Linked DNA regions of Mus musculus: region 1 is linked to region 2. The links are chromatin loops, found by intact Hi-C in ENCODE. Cell type or tissue: heart. All regions are shown on one strand. Each heading gives the region's core, and the rest is flanking DNA. Links, peaks and the distances in the headings are about the cores only.

Region 1 (9,572 bases), core at 1,057-9,056, 120 kb before region 2:
AGCGGTCCTGGGCCAGCGGTGGCTAAGGCCCCAGTCAGTGTCCCACTGACACAAGTTTTCTGACTCAGACACAGTGTCTCCCATGCTCTCCAACCCTGGCTTTACTATGAGGAAATAAGGCTCTGTTCAGTTCCGTGGCTCAGCCAAGGCTAATGTCAGAGCCAGGCAAGAACAACGCAGGCAAAGGAGACCCAGATTGGAAGCCACCCACCTGGTACTCATAGTCCGTCCCAGAATGTCACCTCTCCACCCTGCAACTGCGCTTCTAGCTCCTGGCCACCCACACACTTTCACGCAAAGCAAACAGCACACTATGTCTTTAGAGGTTCCAAAAGCTTTCCCTCCTGGGACCTGGAGAAAATTTCTAAATTATAGTGAAGCCATGATTTCTCTCGCCCACATGCCCATCTTGTAACCAAGTAATGAGGATCCCCTGGGACCAGATCCAACACCAATAAAATGTGCTGGGCCCAGGCTGGTCCACAGTCTGTGTCTGACTCTGAAATGGAAGAAATAAATCGGGCAGCTGCCAAGAAGTCACAGGTGAACCCACAAACACGGTCTCTGTCTTCCTCTCGACTTTAAAACAGAGTGGAACATCTATCCCATGGCTTCAGGCGCATCAGGACCATTGCTGGAGTCTGCTCAAAGCTGTCACTGAAGAGTAATTTATATCACCATTCTGAAGCCAGGGTTTCACACTAAAAATACTCCCACGTCTTTCAGAACTGGGAGGTCCTAGTTTCTTTTTCCAAAAACATACCAAAATGAGCTTTAAAAATAACAATTGAGCTCTTGTATCATGAGTTTTGCCTTTTCCATTTACTTTGAAAAAAAAAATGTACTCAGAGAAAGACCTTGTCTTCGTTTGGGTTGCTATAAGAAGATAGAAGATACCATAGGCTGACTAGCTTAATCAACAACACAAGTAATTTATTTTTTTCTTCGTTTTTTCCGTTTTTTGAAAATGGATTGTTTTTCTGTCATATATGAAGGTTCATGTTCCTCAACTCCTCCCAGTTCCTCCCAACTTCCCCTCCCATGGGGATCCACCCCTTTCTGTCCCTCATTAGAAAACAAACAGGTTTCTAAGGGATAATAATTAAATAAGACCAAAAAAAAACATATCAGAATTGGGCAAAACAAACAAACAGAAGCAAATGGCCCCAAGGACAGACACAAGAAACAGAGACGCATGTGTTCGCACACTCAGAAATCCCATGAAGACACTATGCTGGGAGCCATGAAATACACACAAAGGACCTGCTGGGTGAAAAGAGCAAAGGAAAATATATACATAAAATTAAATTAAAATTAAACACTAGTTTGATTTTCATTTCCCTGGTGGCAAAGGATGCCAAACATTTCCTTTAAGTGTTCCTCAGCCATTGTGTTTCTTCTTCTGAGAATTCTTTGTTTAGATCTGAAATTCATTTTTTTAATATTGTGTCATTTGTTTTCTTGATGTCCAGTTTCTGAGTTCTGTCTATATTTTGGATATTAGTCCTGTATCAGATGTGAAGCTGGTAAACGTCTTTTCCTGTTCTATAGGCTGCCTCTTTGTCTGAATGGCAGTCCTTTGTGGTGCGGGGGCTTCTCAGTTTCGTGCAGTCCCATTTATTAGTTGTTGATCTTGGTGCCTGTGCTAACAGGGTTCTGTTCAGAAAGTCTTTTCCTGTGGTAATGAGTTCAAAGCTATTCCCCACTTTCTCTTCTATAAGGTCCAGTGCATCTGGCTTTATGACCTATGTTCATTTGGAGGTGAGCTTTGTGCAGGGTGATAAGCGTGGATCTACTGAGATTCTTGTGCTGGCATCCAGTTTGAGCAGCATTTGTTGAAGATGCTGTCTTTTCTCCCTGTGTTGTGTGTTTCTGGCTTCTTCATCAAAACTCAGGAACCCATAAGTGTATGGATTTATTTCTGGGTCTTCAATTTGTTTCCATGGATCAAAACATGTCTGGTTTTGTGCCAACCGTTTTTATTCTTCTACTTGAGATTGGGGATGGTGAGATAGCCAGCAGTTCTTTCATTATCCAGGATTGGGTTTGGTTATTCTGTGTGGTTGTAGTTAGCGTGTGTGTGTGTGTGTGTGTGTGTGTGTGTGTGTGTGTGTGTGTATGTGTGTTCACCACTTGCATGCCTGGTGTCCACAGAGGTTAGAAGAAGGTTCCAGAACTGTCCCCTGCCCTGAGAACTGGGGTTATGGACAGCTGAGAGCCACCTGATAGGTGCTGAGACCAGAACCCAGGTCCCTTTCAAGAGTGACAACTGCTTCTAAAGACTAAGCCACCCTCTAGTCTCTTTCTGGCTTCTTTTTAGAACATTAAGCCTATTTGTAAAGCTTCTACTCTCTTAACTCAACCACTTTCCAAATACCATCTGTGTCACCACCTTGCTGGGACGAAATATTTCAAAGAATCAGCTTATGAAAAGCAAAGGTCAATTTGGCTCCTGATTTCCAGTTTCTATCCATAGTCACTTGGCCCTGTTACTTTGGCCAAGTGGTGGCTCAGCCTCCCATGGCGACAGGACAGAGGAGTGGAGGAAGACTACTTCATGGACTCTTTAATGACATGGTGACCTAGTTTCTTCTCACCAGCTCTCTTCTGTAAAGGCTTCATCACCCCTGAAAAATGCTGCAGGCTGGTTAGCATTCTTTAGTACAGATACACTTGAACAGTCATGTACCAATGACAGCACCGTACTGTTGATACCAAGACTCTGACAGGAGAACTTTAAAGGAACACAGTATCCACTCCACTGCAGACTGAAGGCCTGGACCAACCCCTGCCCCCCACATACACACATATATACTTTGCTCAGAGGATATATTCAAAGGTAGGTGTCACAGTGTCGTGGGGATTGATTTCCTACATTTCCAGTGTTTTGACTTAAAAATTGACTTCAAAGGCTTGAGGTTTCTGTCAGCAAACACAAGAAGCTTCCAGAGACCAGAAATTCCTACAACGTGTCTTCTTGCAGGTACATTAGGCCTTTCTCATTCAACTTGGCTCACACTTTCATACTTTCCCATGATGTTTCATACAGAACGAGAGTTCCAATTATCTATACGTATGTTTAGATGAGCTTGCTCCCACCCCACTGCTAGCCTCTGTCCCAATCAAGATCTCAGCTGGTTCTCCCAACTTGTCAGATGTTTAGCCAGAAGATGGCCTCATGGATGCAGAGATAAACCTATAGCTCACACTAAAACCAGCTGTGGAAGCCTGGAGTGCCTCATCTGTAGCACTGCCCCCTGATGCCATCAGCAGCTCTTACTCAGGCTGCATGGATTCCCAGCCCCACAACCCCACAGGGGCTGCTGTACCATCCACAGCTTGATGTCAGTAAGACTGGGAGAGATTTTTGTTACTTAAACACTCAACAGAAGCTTTGAGAAACACACAACTCAAAGCAAGTCTCCTCCCCAGTCTGTCCTTGCTAGAGAGAACACAGACGACTCTCTCCCACCCACTCAAGATCCTATCCTGTGGAAGCGGCTGCTTTCCTTCTAGACCCTTCCTATGTCTAAGTCGGCAGCTAGGGAAGAGCCTCAGAGGAGGTGAGGATGGCCAGCATTCTAAACCCTCACTGAGAGAAGGAGGCCAGTTTTCTGGCCAGGAAACCCTCAAGGGGGAAAGATAAAGAATCAGGTCCCATGCTCACCTTTCTCTAGCTCAAGGAGATCACCACTATCTTCTACAATGTCCTGGGCAAACTTGAATTGTGCGACCTGTTAATCCCTGCTACTATACAGTCTTGTTAGTGGCATAAGGGGCATACCACCTCCTAATAATTTTATGTTCATTATAAAAATAAAAATGTCTCATTCTGAGATAAAAGTAAGTAGACAGAAAATCCCTAACGTGTTCTTTTGATGTCACAAGAAGTCTGCTCATCAGAGTATGCAAACATGTATGTGTACACACATGCACATATACTCTGATGTATGCATACATGCATACCCTGAGGTATGCATACAGAATTACACACTGAGGCATGCATACAAACACTCTGGGTTGTGTACACACACACATACACACCATAAGATGTGTGTGCATATACATGTACTCACTAAACTGAACATGATACATTCTAAGGTATGAGTGTGCACACACACACACACACACACACTGATGTGTACAAGTACACACTTGGGTGAGCATGACACACAGAGATATGCATGCACACACACACACACACACACACACACACACACACTGAGGTGTGGGCATACACATACACTCTCAAAGGTATACATGCACACACACACACACACACACACACACACACACTGAGGTATGCAAGAACACACTGGGGCCGGGCGGTGGTGGCACACGCCTTTAATCCCAGCACTTGGGAGGCAGAGACAGACAGATTTCTGAGTTCGAGGCCAGCCTGGTCTACAAATTGAGTTCCAGGACAGCCAAGACTATACAGAGAAACCCTGTCTCGAAAAACCAAAAAAAAAAAAAAAAAAAAAGAACACACTGGGGTGAGTACACATAAATACTCTGGTATTTTGCATGTTTTGGCCTTCTGACCACTCTGCTTAGGAACTTATCTTTGTCCATAGCATCAGGACTCAGATTTGACCATCAGGAGCCAGGATGTCTGGTAGTTTGGGGCATAGTGAAGGGGTGAGGAACACCCACCAAACATCCATGAAACTGTGACCCCTTTAGATACAGAATCCCCATAGATATAAAGCTACACAAGAGAAACAGGCTGGAAGAAAAAAAAAAGTCTTTCTGGCCCCATTCTCCTGCTGCATTTTATATCTGTAAAGCATCCACACATACTTTTAGATACAATTTATGACCGCCATTGGAGGGCACAGGATGTCTCCCATTTCGGTTTCTTTAAGCCTATATTGCTGCCGAGAAACAAGAATACTGCATTTGCTTGCCAGCACCTCACAGAGAATGGAGAAGGAACCGGTTTTGCAAAAGTTGGAAATGTACTCCAGGTTCTGTTTGCTCCTGGGCGAGAGAGCAGGTCGTTCCTGTTTGGACCAGGTGGTGGCGCTGCAGACAAATAGTGCTGCGAACCTTCGAGGGATACACTGCCCAAGGATGGGTCTCACAACCAGGGTGAGCATCAGAGAGAGCGGACTTGGCCAGGATAGGAAATGCAAGGCCATCAAAAAGGTGAACTGCGACACATCTCTAAACCACGCTGGGGGAATCCGAACAAGCAAGATGCCTGGGCACGAGGCAAGATTACAGGGCACCCAAGGAGTGGTCCACCACGGAGAACACAGCTACCTGAGCAAAGAAACCTCTAGCACACCTATGTGAATAGCAGGGCAGCTATGGAAAGACAAGCATAGCTACAAAGGTGTATGGCAATAATGCCAGACCCCAGGAAGACGCCTTCTGTCTTCAAAGCAAGCCACAGGCTTAGTTCAGAGCTAGGCAACCAACCCCACCCTCAGTGAACCCCAAAGCAATCCAACATTCAGGCCCCTCCCCGGTTCTGATTGCCTCCTTTGATGAGAGGCCTTTGCAAGCTATGCCGGACAGTGATGAAAGGGATGGATTTGTCCTGTGTCCTCTTTGTTTGCAAACTATGCCTGCCTAGCTTTGACAGTTACCAAGATCTTCTGCCCTTTGGTCCACTGCTTAGTACAGGGAGTGATCCTCCCTACAAATGTGGGAAAATAAGAGAAATTGGAGGCAGCAAAAGTTCGTTTTTAGGAGGCAGTCCTGACAGACAGAAATGTGCTCAGACAGGAGGCTGAGTACATTTTGCTTAAGTCTGCTAAAAACAAAACAAAACAAAACAAAACAAAACACCTTCTGAACTGAAACCTGAACTTTTCAAAAGAAAGACCTAGCTCTTGCTCAAAAATAGCAAATGCATTCTGCATCCTGGTCTCTAGAAGAATAAACTCTGAACTGACCCATTTGGATTCACTGTCGATTTATAACGGACTTCCCTAATCTAAGTCATTATTTAAATACCTCCCTCTGCCCCTTTAATTGAAGCCATGAGAAAGAATGGTGGGGCTGGAAGAACAGCTCGGTGAATAAGAGGGTTGCTGGACCAGCATGAGGACCTGAGTCTGCAAACTGACCCCCTGCACTCAGCCCCCCACATTCCCACAGAAACCAGGCATGGCTGTTGCCTATGAACAGACTGCTGAGGTAAAAGGTGGAACTAGAGAGTCCCTTGGGCTTACCCTCCAGCCTTGCCAAAAGCCAGCAAGTCCAGGTTCACTAAGAGTGTCTCAAGGGGATAAGGCAGAACAGACTAGAGCACCCTGGTGATGTCTACCTCTGGCCAGAACACACCTCACATAACATACACATGTGCATACACAGACACACATGCACAGATACACATGCATACACAAACCCCTCCACACACAGATGCATGCACACAGAGACAATGTGTGACACACACATGCACACATAGGCAGATACACATGTATGCACATGCATACACATAGGCACATACTGAGGCATATATACATATATACATGTACACAGGCAGTACACATATGCCATATGCATACAAATGCATATACATACATACACAGACATGCATGCACACTAATTTACTTTCAACTTTATGTGTATGATGGTTTTTGACAGTACGTGTCGGGGGCCAGAAGAAGGTATCTGATCTCCTAGAACTAGAGTTACAGATGGCTGTGAGCCGCCATGTGGCACTGGGAATTGAACCTGGGTCCTCTTTAAGAGCAGCCAGTGCTCTTAAGTTCTTAACTGCTGAGCTATCTCTGCAGATACATACATACACACATTTTTCAAATATATATATTTAAATATATATATTGAAAAATATATTTTGAAAAAATATATTGAAATATATATTTCAAATGTATGTATATATATTTATTTCATGTGTGTGTTATATATATTTCAAATGTGTTTGTGTGTGTGTGTATATATATTTCAAATATATATACACACATATATTGTGTGTATGTATTACATATATTTATTTCAGATGTGGTGTATGTATATATATATATTATATATATTTCAAGTGTGTGTGTGTGTGTGTGTGTGTGTGTGTAACAGTGAAAGGTAAGAGAAAGCTGAGTCTCCAACTCAAGAGCATCAATACTTTTCCTTTCTGGTTTGGTTTGGTTTGGTTTTTTATTATCACATAGTAAGTAGATAGGAGTGGGCTTTGTTAGGCTTTTATGTGTATACAAATATCACATAAGCCTCCCATTTCCCGTATCCTTTTCCTTCCATTTCTTCTGATCCTCTTCCTCTTTACAACTCACACCTTGTGAAGATTTGAATAAATACGCCCCCCCACCCCACCCCCCATAGACTCGCGTGTATGGATGCTTGGTCCATAGGGAGTGGCACTATTAGGAGGTGTGGCCTTGTTGGAGGAAGTGTGTCACTGTGGGGGTGGGATTTGAGGTCTTCTATGCTCAAGCTATGCCCAGTATGACACACACAGTCTCCTCTGTTGCCTTTGGATCAGGATATGGAACTCTCAGCTCCTCCTGCACCATGCCTGCCTGCATGCTGCCCTGCTCCCACATTGATGATAATAGACTGAACCTCTGAACCTGTAAGCCAGCCCCAGTTAAATGTTGTCCTTTATAAGAGTTGCCTTGGTCATGGTGTCTGTTCACAGCACTGAGACCCTAGCTAAGACACCCCCTTTTACTTTCCTGTCTTTGATGGGCTGGAACAACCTAATGAGTTTCCTTAAGAGTCACAGTTTTCATGAAGTGAACCACGAAGAAACCTGAGACACCACTGGGCCCAGGGCTCCCACGAGTGCTCCCAGTCAAGGCAGGCAGGCAGTAAGGCAGGCTCTGGGTCCCTGCCACACTGCTTCTTATGTTCTTGCTCTATTCCTGAGGCACCCAATCCTCTCTTCTCAGATAGAACAAGACCCAGAGCCTTCTACCCAGGCAGGAGATGTGGCCCTGAGCACTGCCCACCCTTGTCATGCTTGAGATCAAGATTCCCCTGGACCAGAGTTCCAGACAAGCCGAGGCTGCACAGTGAGACCCTGTCACTAGAGCTCTATTAAAACAAAACAAAACAAAACAAAACAAAACAAAACAAAACAAAACAAAAGCCAAGCATGGTCATCCTCTTGGGAGATGGAGACAAGAGGACCCCGGGGGCTCACTGGCCAGCTAACATAGCCTACTTGATGAGTTCCAGGCCAGTGAGAAACTCTATCCTAAAACAATAAAATAAAATAAAGTAATAAAAAACAAAACAAGGTGGATGCTGCCTGAGGAGTAACACCTGAAATTGTCCTCTAGCCTCCCCATGCATGCATGTGTGGACAGATGCACTGTAAGTAAGTAAGTAAATAAATAAATAAATAAGTAAATAAATGTAGTGTGTCTTCGTTAGGGTTTTACTGTTGTGAACAGATAACATGAGCAAGGCAAATCTTATAAAAAAACAACATTTAATTGGGGCTGGCTTACAGGTTCAGAGGTTCAGTCCATTATCATCAAGGTGGGAGCACGGCAGCATCCAGGCAGGCATGGCGCAGGCAGAGCTGAGAGTTCTATGTCTTCATCCAAAGGCTGCTAGTGGAAGACTGACTTCCAGGCAACTAGGGTGAGGATCTTACTCCCACACCCACAGTGACACACCCATTCCAACCAGGTCACACCTATTCCAACAAGGACACACCTCCAGATGGTGCCACTCACACAGTGTCATGCCAAGATGTCTTTTTCTTCCTTTCTTCTCTCAATCCTTCCCTCTCCTTTCCTTCTAAATTTTAATTAAAATAAAAATATTATCAGTTCTAGCCAAATATCCACTCTATATGTTGCATTTTTGCTTCTACATGAGTTATCTCCCCACCCTCCCTCTTTCCAACCACACCCATTCTCACTAATAAATAGCTATTGTTTTCAAAAATCACTTTACATTTAGAAAACACAAAATGCCAAACAATCAATAATGTAATTCATCAAATATCAGTTTCTTCATGTCCCCTGGCTCTTGGGCAAGCTTTCAGATTCCAACACTGGTCAAACCATGGAAGGGGCCCACCTGCTGCCTTTCCCCTAACAAGAACTCTAATGAGGCCCCGAGGCCATAAGAGCTGAGCTGGCCCTGCCCATCATTGGCTGCAGCACACAGAAGAGCTGGGTAGCACTGTAGAGCTGGCCCTGGTTACAGGAGCTGCAGGCCCCAAGGACATGAGCATGGGAGAGCTAGGCCTGCCACTTGTCTGCCATGAGGTGGTCTGGGTGAGAGAGAGATCCCCTCCCCTAATCACCTGCAAGTGAGGAGGTTCTGCCTTTCACAAGCTATAGCAGGCCCTGCACCTCACCTGGGCAGCAAACAGAACTGGCCTTGGTTTGGGGGGTTTTGGGTGAGCCAGCCCAAGGGCATGGGAGCCTTGCCCACTGTAGATTGGGTGAGCTAGCTGGAGCAGTCCTGGAGAGCCCACCATGGTGGTGTGGGTGCAGGAGAGCAGGTAGGCTGACCAGCTCAGCCATCACCCAAGCCCAGATCCAGGGCTTTAAGATGGTTCACCCCAACATCTACCCCACAGATGAGCTACCAGAGTCCATGAAGGAGCCAGTCCTACAGAT
Region 2 (9,572 bases), core at 1,134-9,133:
GAGACACAAGTGTCCTTGTCAAGAGCATCAAATCTGATGTCAGCAACAGACCATAGAGATGAAGTGAAAACTGACTAGACATTGAAGCGAGGTGGTCACGGAGACCACTCAATTGGCAAAGTGCTTGCCAGAGAAGGATGAATACCTGTGTTCAGTTGCTAGAACCCATGCAAAAAGCTAGGCATCCTTAGGCAGGAGGATGCTCAGGACTCCCTAGCCTAATTTAGGAGTCCCCAGATGTTGTGTCTGGCCAGTAGATCACAACATGGGTTCTAGCCTGGAAAGGCATTTTTGGAAACCTGGAAGAGAAGAGGGGCTGGGCTGCGCGAGATAAGGAAAGAACCAAGACAAAGCTCTCTGCTCAAGGTTCAATTTTTACTATTTCGGCACTCAGTTATAAAGGAAGGGGGAGGAGCCTAATTCCCGCCAAATAATCTTGGAATCCAGTAGCAGGGTGATCACGTGATGGCTTCGGAACAGCAAAGCGGCAGGTTCCAGCAGTAGGCGTGGCAAAAAGATTGAGTGGGAAGCTCCACCCCTGAGCAAGCAGGTTTCAGGCTGGGGGAGGGGAGACTACACCCAAATCCTACATGGAGGAGGAGAGCCAACTTCAGTAAGTTGTCCTCTGGCTTTTATATATGTGTGGTACATATGCATACTCCCCTCAAAAGACCACAAAACACATATATGTAATCGTTTAAAAGCCAGATGGCTCCTGAAAAAGAATAACACATACATACCTACACATACATAGACTAACACACACACACATACACACATAGACGCATACGCACACATACACATTCACACGCATATACACAGACACCCAGATATATATACATTCACACACATACACATATACACACATACACATTCACACACATACAGACACACACATACATATACACACACATATACACACAGTCGCACATATACATATACACACACATACATACACATACACACACACATACACAGGTACAGCTGGGAACCCATACCATCCTCTTCAAAATATCTGAGGGGAGGCCCAGACATTGTGGCATTCACCGATCATTGCATTGCTCACAAGATGAAGGCAGGATAGTCAGAAAATTGTCTAGCCTCAGACAAATAGAAAATTTGAGGCTAGCCTAGGTTAATGAGACCATATCTCAAAAACCAAAAATAAATAAAATAAACTAAAACAAATAAATTATTTGTGAAAATACAAGATGGTTGCTAAGCACAGCAGTGACTCCAATACTAAAAAAACAAAAACAAAAACAAAACACCTCAGGGCAGCTATTCTAGTCCTCTAGAAGGAATACAGAGACATCCTGATGGAGTCTGAGCCAGGAGTGGACATAAAAACTAATGTGACTAAATCTTGAAGACACACCCAAGATGACAGGGATAATCACAAAAGTGACTGTTCTGTACCAACATGCAAATGCTCCCAAGGAAGACACCATGTGCTCTGGTGGATCCACACCCAGGATAGTTGGGGACAGGGAGCAGCTCGATATCTAGGTTTTGAACAGATAAGTTCACGTGTGAATTTGTCAATAGTCTGTTCTGCCCCATGCCAAGCCCATGCCCCATGCCAAGGCATGACTCTCCTCCCATACATGCAGGAGGTGGACATAGAGACATTAGAAAACCATCCCAGGGATTATAGATGCATAGTGGCCAAGCTTAGCTAGGAGCTATTGTCCATGTCCCCAGAGACTACATGCTGCCATCATTAGCAAAACAATTAGCATGTGCATGTGTACATGTATGCACATATATGAGTGTGTGCATGTGTGTACATGTATGTGTGCATGCATATGAGTATTTGTGTGCATGTATACACATAGTGTATGTGTTCATGAATGTGTTTGCACATGTGTGTCCCTCTGTATGCTGGGCATAGGAATAAGAACTCTTGATCTTCAGCAACACCCATGATAAGAAAAGGCTTACGAATTATTTCTGAACTCTGACAGATAAAGTCCCCAGCTGACCCCATGTCTGGGTCTGTCCTAGCCTTAGCCCTGACCCAGTCACATGGAGCACAGGAGAAAAGGACTGTCCTAGCTTTGCGTTTCTCTTGTCTCTGGGAGGAGGCTCACAGTTCCTGGGAGTGGGGAATTGCTACACTGAGTAGCAAGAAGTTCTGGGACACTGAGAAACAGGAGTGAGCCTCCCAACAGACCCCTGTGGTGGACCCACACTCACTCTCCATTCATGGTCCTGCAGCAGGTTTACTCTCCATTCATGGTCCTGCAGTAGATTGAAGGGAGAAAGGGGAACAGTTATATAGAGTATAGAGATGGTTCAAGAGCCCTTCATCCAACACACCCATGCTTGGATGAGCTAAGACCAGGACAGACCTAGCAAGGGAGCAACAGTGGTCACTGCTAGCTTTTTCTTGGCTTGGTTACATCTTGAGAGTAATTTTCACATCCAGTCCACTTGCCAGTCTCAGAAGCTCTCAGGAAATATAGAAACAAGGCCCCTAAGGACTAGCACCTCAAGGGCCACAGAGAGTAGACTGAATCACCATATCTGAATCAGTAAGTCTGGAAAGCAGTGAGGTCACCAGCAGGATGCACTGGATGCCAGTGGGAACTGTAGTTCTTGGCCGGTTGTCCAGAGTGATCTGGACTTGAGCTGTCTCTATGGCAACAATGGGCTAGGGGTCTGGCTCCTCCATGCCCAGCCAGCCCCAGTGGCCTCTAGCAATGGCGTTGATCCTATTGACTATGCCAAGGACAGCAAGAGTGGTCTGTGCAGACAAACTCCCTCAGAGGCTTCACATCGACCCTCACTCCTCAAGAGCCACGGCTGCCAGCAGCAACATGGCTGAGTCACCACACCTGGAGATTTGGTCAGGTTTGCTGGGGGGATTCCTCTCCAGTCTGCTCTTGTGTTTTCTAAGCACGGGGTACCCTGACCTATGTAGCATGTGGAATGTCTCATCTTTACTCCATATGGCCCGGCTCCAATTGCCTGGCTCCTCTCCTGCAACTCCAGGCCACTTGGGGCTACAGACAGACTAGGGGATGTGTAATCCTCTAAAGTATCTCAGAATCAGCTTCCCTGAAAAGCAGCTACACAGTCCCATCTGAGAATGTCTTGGAAGATCACAGGGTTGAAATAATGTATCACCCAGTTCCAACTGCAGCCTCTGTGTCAGGCAGCCTTCCCTGTGAACACTCCCCCTATAAAGTATAGCCAAGGTCCTGGGATGTACTGTCTGGCTCCTTATGGCCCCAACTCATCAGGATCTATAGGTTGTAACCAATGACCTTGTCAGTGCCAAGTCCATCTCCATCAGAAGCAATGGCCATAGACTCAGGGGCCACACACACCCTTCTTGGAGAAGGGAGTCCCAGGTAGCTGTGGTGACCAAAGGACCCCAAGACCAGCAAAGAGTCACAGGCTGCCCTGGCCTCCTCCCACAATTCTTAGGTGTAAAGGGCAATGTGCTAACTGGCTACACCAATTCTTAATGGAGCCCAGCCCTGTGCCTGGCACCAGTCTGGTGTTCAGGAAGAAAGCAAGCAGCTTTCAAATAGTCTTGAAATGGCAGTGAATCACCCTATCTGATTCAAATGAGAGCTTAGGTGGATCTGAGGAGAGCCCATTGCCTCAGACTAATGCTCTATTGCCTCAGAAATTTACCTCCTAATAGTTTCATAGACCAAGGGAGCCCTACATTTGCATAGTCTAAGCTCCCAGTCACAGCAGGCCACCCACTTAGTAAGGCCCAAGGAAGCTTGACCCCAAGTGCCTGGGATTCCTCAGGGTTCCGCCCTCCCTTTCTCCTCCCTGACACACCCAGTCTAAACTCATGGGTTCAAGTCACAGACAGAGAAGATCCTTGGAGTTTTGGCGGGTCTCCTGGTTACTGCCTGGATCCTTAATCTCTACCAGAGTTCTCCATTCTCCTGAAACCTTTGCTGCCACTGAGTTCTGGCCACCCACCTGGGAACCTCTGTGAGTGTCAGCTCCCCATGTGGACAGCAATCTCTGCCTTGTCCTCCACAGAGCTTTCCTGGACACCATGTGGTTCTGGAACATTTCACTGTCCCATCCATCCCTCCTCCTTCAGCCTCTTGTTGGCAGAGTAACACAGTGCTCAGACTACTTCAGGAGCTTCTACACTGTCTTAACCTCCAATGTGTCTGCATTCTTCTATTAACACAGTCTGAAGCCCCAAAGGCTACGTCATCCCAATGGTGATTTGGAAGGTAGGTTTCTGTCAACCAGAACCCCTTATAAACCGTGGTGCCTGGACAACCCCTTCCTGGTTGGGTTGGACTTTGTCTGTCATTGTTGCCTTTCTTAGATGACCTGCCATAGCTTCAGTCTTTCTCCACGGTTTCCTGTCAGGGTAGCAGATTAGACAGAGGTCGGGGTTAGGGAGGAATCTAGCTTGCTTTATTCTGCAGCTCAGACTTGCCTGCTCCTTGCTTTTGGGGCAGAGGGGAAGTTCAGGCAAGGTCTAGCCATGGATCCCACACTGGCCTCCAACTCATGATCTTCCTGCCTCAGTCTCCTGAGACCTGAGATCGCAAGCGTGTGCCACCGCATTTCCAGTTTTAGAGACCAAATGAATCAAACCCTTCATTTTGTAGACAGAGATACAAAGGCTTAGTTGCAGCAAAGAACTGTTGGAAGACCACACATATTCACAGCAAATGTCATGGTGCCGATATCCCAGTTCTCAGGTGCTGTGTGGGGATTTACTCAGTCAGGACACTACACAGAGCCTACCAGCTCACCGGAGGAAGAAGGAAAAACAAGGTGGATCCTGCTAAGCAAGAGCACTTAAAGGTCACAGCCATCCATTGCTGATGAGAAAAAACAACGAAATGGGAAGTCTCCCAGTCACAGGGTGAAGTAGTTACTGGACCTGAGATGGAGCAGAGCTTGGGTGCATGGCATGACGCAGCTGGCAAGCCACCGAGGCCAGAAACAAAAGGAGGAGTGCCAGGATCCCACACCTGTGAACTGAGTGGACTATTTTATGTATGTAAGTACACTGTCGCTGTCTTCAGACACACCAGAAGAGGGCGTCAGATCCCATTACAGATGGTTGTGAGCCACATGGTTGCTGGAAATTGAACTCAGGACCTCTGGAAGAGCAGTCATTGCTCTTAGCCACTGAGCCATCTCTCCAGCCCCTAATGTGAACTTTTCAAACCATGTTTAGTGTGGGGCATTGTGGGATATCGTAGACATCTTAATGTGATAAGAAGAAACCAGGTTTGGTACCTAGGCAAGTACTCTAACCACTGAGCAACAACCCACCTCAATACCTCAATTTTTAGAAAAGCCTTGGACCACCTTGCTGCTGGTAGCCAGTAAAAGAAGGTGGCAAAAAAAAAAAAAAAAAAAAAAAAAGGCAGACAGGAGAAGCCCTTCCCATAACCACACCCACACCCACCCCACTCCCAGGCAGCACACAGAGGCAGCAGCAGCAGGTAGGTCCAGCTCTCATGCACTGCCTCCCCAGCGTGCCTCCTCACAACCTAGTGTGCCCTGGTTGCTAACCCTATTCGGTGCACCTTCCTCTCTGTTTTGTCTACCTGGAGCTTCGGTGGAAAGTGTCACTGTGTGCTCTCAAGCCCAGAGAATGGAGTCTAAAGGGCCTGCTTGCCCCGGGAAGAACGAGGAAACCTTGCTTGAAATTCGGGACACCAGCTCCTTGATGGTGTGAAGGATTATCTCTGGTCCTCACCCTAACAAGCCTCTCACCTGTAGGCAGTGCAGGCCTGCCTCTGCCCAGCTTCATCTAGAATCTGCTAGACTTGCAGGGCACTGAGGGGCAACAGTGAGCCCGGGATCAGATGGTGAAGGGTGCAGATCAGCTTCTGGATCCCTGGACTGGGGACAGGTGGGTGTGGGTCGAGGCTAGGGGAGGAGAGGGGAGGGGGTAGGAGGTGGAGGGAGGGAGTACACTGGAGGTGGAGGAGAGGTGAAGTTTTCCAGGGATCCCAACAAAGAAGAGAAGCAATTTCAAGCTGTTCCAGAGGAGGGAAGAAAAGAAACTTAAACTGGAGCCAGTTGGAAGCTCATTTCTTTCATGCCGGCTTGACTGATCCTGTGTGGGCGGCACAGCTCCTGGCAGCAACCGACTGTGTGTGGGTGGTGTTCTCAGAACAAAAGTTCACTGCTGCCGCCAGAGCCAGCACCTAAGCAAGGGATTTTGTCCCCTTACAGTCACTGCGGGAGTGAAGCCCAGGTCCACGCACTAGACACGTATACCCTGCACACGCACACCACAGCACACACAACATACAACACACACCACATGACACACACACACCACACGACATACACAGACCCATATCCCTCACACACATACCACACCACACACACACACCAGGGCACACACACCACATCATACCACATACCCACACACCACACACATCCCCACATACCATATACCACGCACCCCAACACACCAACCATACCACACACTACCCACATTGTACCACACTATAAGACATACAACACATACATACATACATACACAGCGCACACACACACACACACACATATTATACATACATACACAGCACACACACATATAATATACATACATACATACTATATATACAACAGACCACACACATATATATACACACCACACATACTGCATGTACCCCTCCCCCACAGCCCCCCCCCACACATACACATAAACACACACACCCCACATGCACTTAGAGCATGCATACCACTTCTTCCCACCCCCATCTTTCTGCACCCACTGAGGTCTTACCCATGTGAGTGAGAGCTAGCCTGTCAGGCCTCCAAGGGAAGAACAACATTAAAGCCCAGAGCAGCTATAGCTTTCACTATAATGAGCACAGGCTTTCATGAGCTCTGAGAGTCTTCAAAGAGCTTGGCAAACACAGACTCATTAAGTCTCCTACATTCTCCCTGTCACAGATGAAGACAGCAGTGGCTTACCCAGCACAGGCTGATCTCAGGCAACAGAGCCTGGCTTCCTGACCCAAGTGACACAGCCCCTGAAGCCCTGCTCCATCTTAGGAAAGAGTCAGGTAGGAAGGTTGGAAGCCCAGGACCAGCTCTGTGAAAGCAAAACTGAGGAGCAGGGACAAAGACAAAGTGACTGGTGACAGGTGTCAAAATCTCCTCTCACACAAGTGAGGATGCTGGCCAAGCCTCCCTGAGGGCTGAGCTCACTGGGTGCCTTCCTCTGTGAGGAGAGCTTGCTGGACTTCAGCTACAGGCTGAGCCATAGCCTCCTCCACCCTCCTTCCTGTATAGGCAACATGGGAGACACGGCATTGGAAAGCTGGGTCTAGCACATTCCCTTCCCAGGGGGTGACTCATGGTCACCCATCAGCACACCTCATGCCCAGGCTGGGTCTCACAAGTGCCTCAGAGGATGGCCCTCTTCCTCCATGCCAGAGGGAGAGTCCAGGAGTTGTGTGTGCTTACTAAAGGCCCAGGAAGATGCTTCCCTGCAAGTGCAATGGGAAGAAAACCATTCTCATCCGGGAAAGCAGTTCAGGAAGAGATGTTTCTACACTGTCTTTCCGTGAATGCTGAGCCAAGCCCCTCCCCGACCGCCACCACTGTTCCTGTCCGTTAGCTGGCCAGGGCTTAACTGGAACAAGGTCTCCATGGGAAGAACATATAGCCTCTGGCTCCCAGTTCCCAGGATGCTGCTGGTGATAAGAGCTGTCTACCTCAAACCCAAGTGCAGCACATATACACGCAGTACCTTCCTTCAGAGCTAGGGCTGTTTGCTGTGTGATTACCTGAGCCAGAAAGACAGCAGCAGAGATGCAAGCTTTGAGGAGGCACCGGGAACTACTGAGGGTGTTGTTCTTGGCTCCTCAGTAGAAACCTTACCCATTTCCATTTCTTCTAAAGCCATCCACTCTACAAATGCCACTTTCAGTGCTAGGCATAAACCCAGGGCTGACACTTCAGTGTGTGTGTGTGTGTGTGTGTGTGTGTGTGTATGCATGTGTGTATGTACAAGCATGGTATGAGTGTAGGGGAGAACTAAGGGATACACTCTATGTATGTATATGTATGTGTTCCTATGTGTGCATGTGCACATTCTAAGCATGTGCAGGTATGTATTTTTGTGTGTGAGCATGTGCATTGTGTAGAGGCCAGAGAACAAACTTGGGTGTCGTGAGTGTGTGTGTGTGTGCATGTGTGTGTACATGTATTCATGTGCGCATGTGCATGCATGTGAGTATTGTGAACAGCTAGGGAGTATGCTCTATGTATGTGCATGTATGTGTTCCTGTGTGTACATGCATGCATTCTAAGCATGTGCAGATATGTGTTTTCATGTGTATGCATGTACATTGTGTGGAAGCCAGAGGACAAACTTGGGCGTTGTTCTTTCTCGGTGCCATTTATCCTGTTTTCTGATACCTGGTCTCTCACTGGGACCTGAGGCTTCCTGAGAAATCTGCCTGGCTCCCCCTCCCTGGTGTAGAAAGAGCGTACAACCACGGCCTGGCGTTTTCCTAAGTGCCTGTGATTGAACTCCGTTGCTCCTGTTTGTACTTTGCTAGCTGAGCCGTCTCCCCGTGAGACACTGTTCTCAAGGACAAGTGTTACTGGGTGAACTGAATGAAGATCTTCAACCAGCTGGGTGGGAAGGCTATATTAGCAAAATGCAAATGCGTATTTCTGAGCAACCAAACCAACCTTGGATGCAATCAGTGCTGTTGTCGGAAGCTCGGAACTGAGTGTTTGTAAACAGTAGCAGCTGGCTATACCACCAGGAGCTCAGGAGTTTAGGCTCTGCCTCTTCGGTTGCCTGCCCATTGAACACAGGTTGAGCAGCCCCAGTGTAGAATCCAGTGTTCCTGTAGCTGACAACAAAGTCCCTCCCAAGGGGCCTGTGACCATCAAATTAAATGTGGTCTGGAGGTCTTGGTCAGCGTCACTACTTCTCTTAGCTCTGGAATTTTTTCTTCCAGAATCAGTTCTATGTGCCTCACCCCCCCCCCCAAAAAAATCAAATAATTATTGGTTATTTGAGTTGGGGTATTAACCAAAACAATGCCTGCCTGTAAGGGCACTGAAATTTGTGGTTTTGTCATCTAGGTATTTTAGCTAAAAAAATGGGGACTGAGGAAAGGGGAGGAAGATGGGAGGCAAGGGAAAATCGGGGAGTAGTGTCAGTTAATGGTCAACTCTAGGTGGGAAAGGGAGGAGAGAAGACTGGGCCTATTGTAAGTAAAGGAGTAGGAAGAATTTTAAATGGAGGTAACCGTGTGAATTCTTGTTTTCCTGAGGAAGTGAGGAAGAGAGGCCAGTGTCTTCCCAGCTGTCTGTCCTCTCAGCAGAAGTATCCACGGCTTCCATCCAGGGAGCTAGGGTCTGTTTACTGAAGCGATACCCTAGACATGCAGGGAAGTCCCCAGAAAGAGAAACAGTCTACCTTGAGACAGGCAACTTGTACAACACCCATACTGCTCACCTGCTCAGCACCAGCCAGAGGTGTGAAGTCTCTCCGGTGTGAATTTGGGGCAGTCAACCACACACTGCCATCCCATAGGCTTGGCTGCAGATCTGCAATGCCATCTGGTACCAGTGCT

What was found. Peaks named below come from ENCODE experiments on the same cell type or tissue, not always from the same donor. Only the 100,000 strongest peaks of a DNase experiment are listed, where the experiment ranks them.
Region 1: a loop joins it to region 2, with 2.2 times the contacts of the local background. A loop is called at or near these places in 6 of 42 quality-filtered maps.

What each region holds. Positions count from the first base shown.
Region 1 is chr16:95,643,013-95,652,584 of GRCm38, forward strand. No RefSeq gene overlaps it. Among named protein-coding and RNA genes, the nearest start is that of Gm31845, 20 kb to the right of the region's middle. In heart, for the core only: a CTCF peak has its summit at 5,020 (motif pointing right); a DNase peak (open chromatin) is centred at 5,039; H3K27me3 peaks cover 814 bases.
Region 2 is chr16:95,763,775-95,773,346 of GRCm38, forward strand. It overlaps Gm32130 (a long non-coding RNA gene), which reads right to left. Exons shown (of 3, transcript XR_876302.2): 2 at 2,200-2,244; 3 at 455-586. Among named protein-coding and RNA genes, the nearest start is that of Gm41509, 30 kb to the right of the region's middle. In heart, for the core only: no CTCF peak of the experiment used is centred there; a DNase peak (open chromatin) is centred at 6,097; H3K27ac peaks cover 517 bases.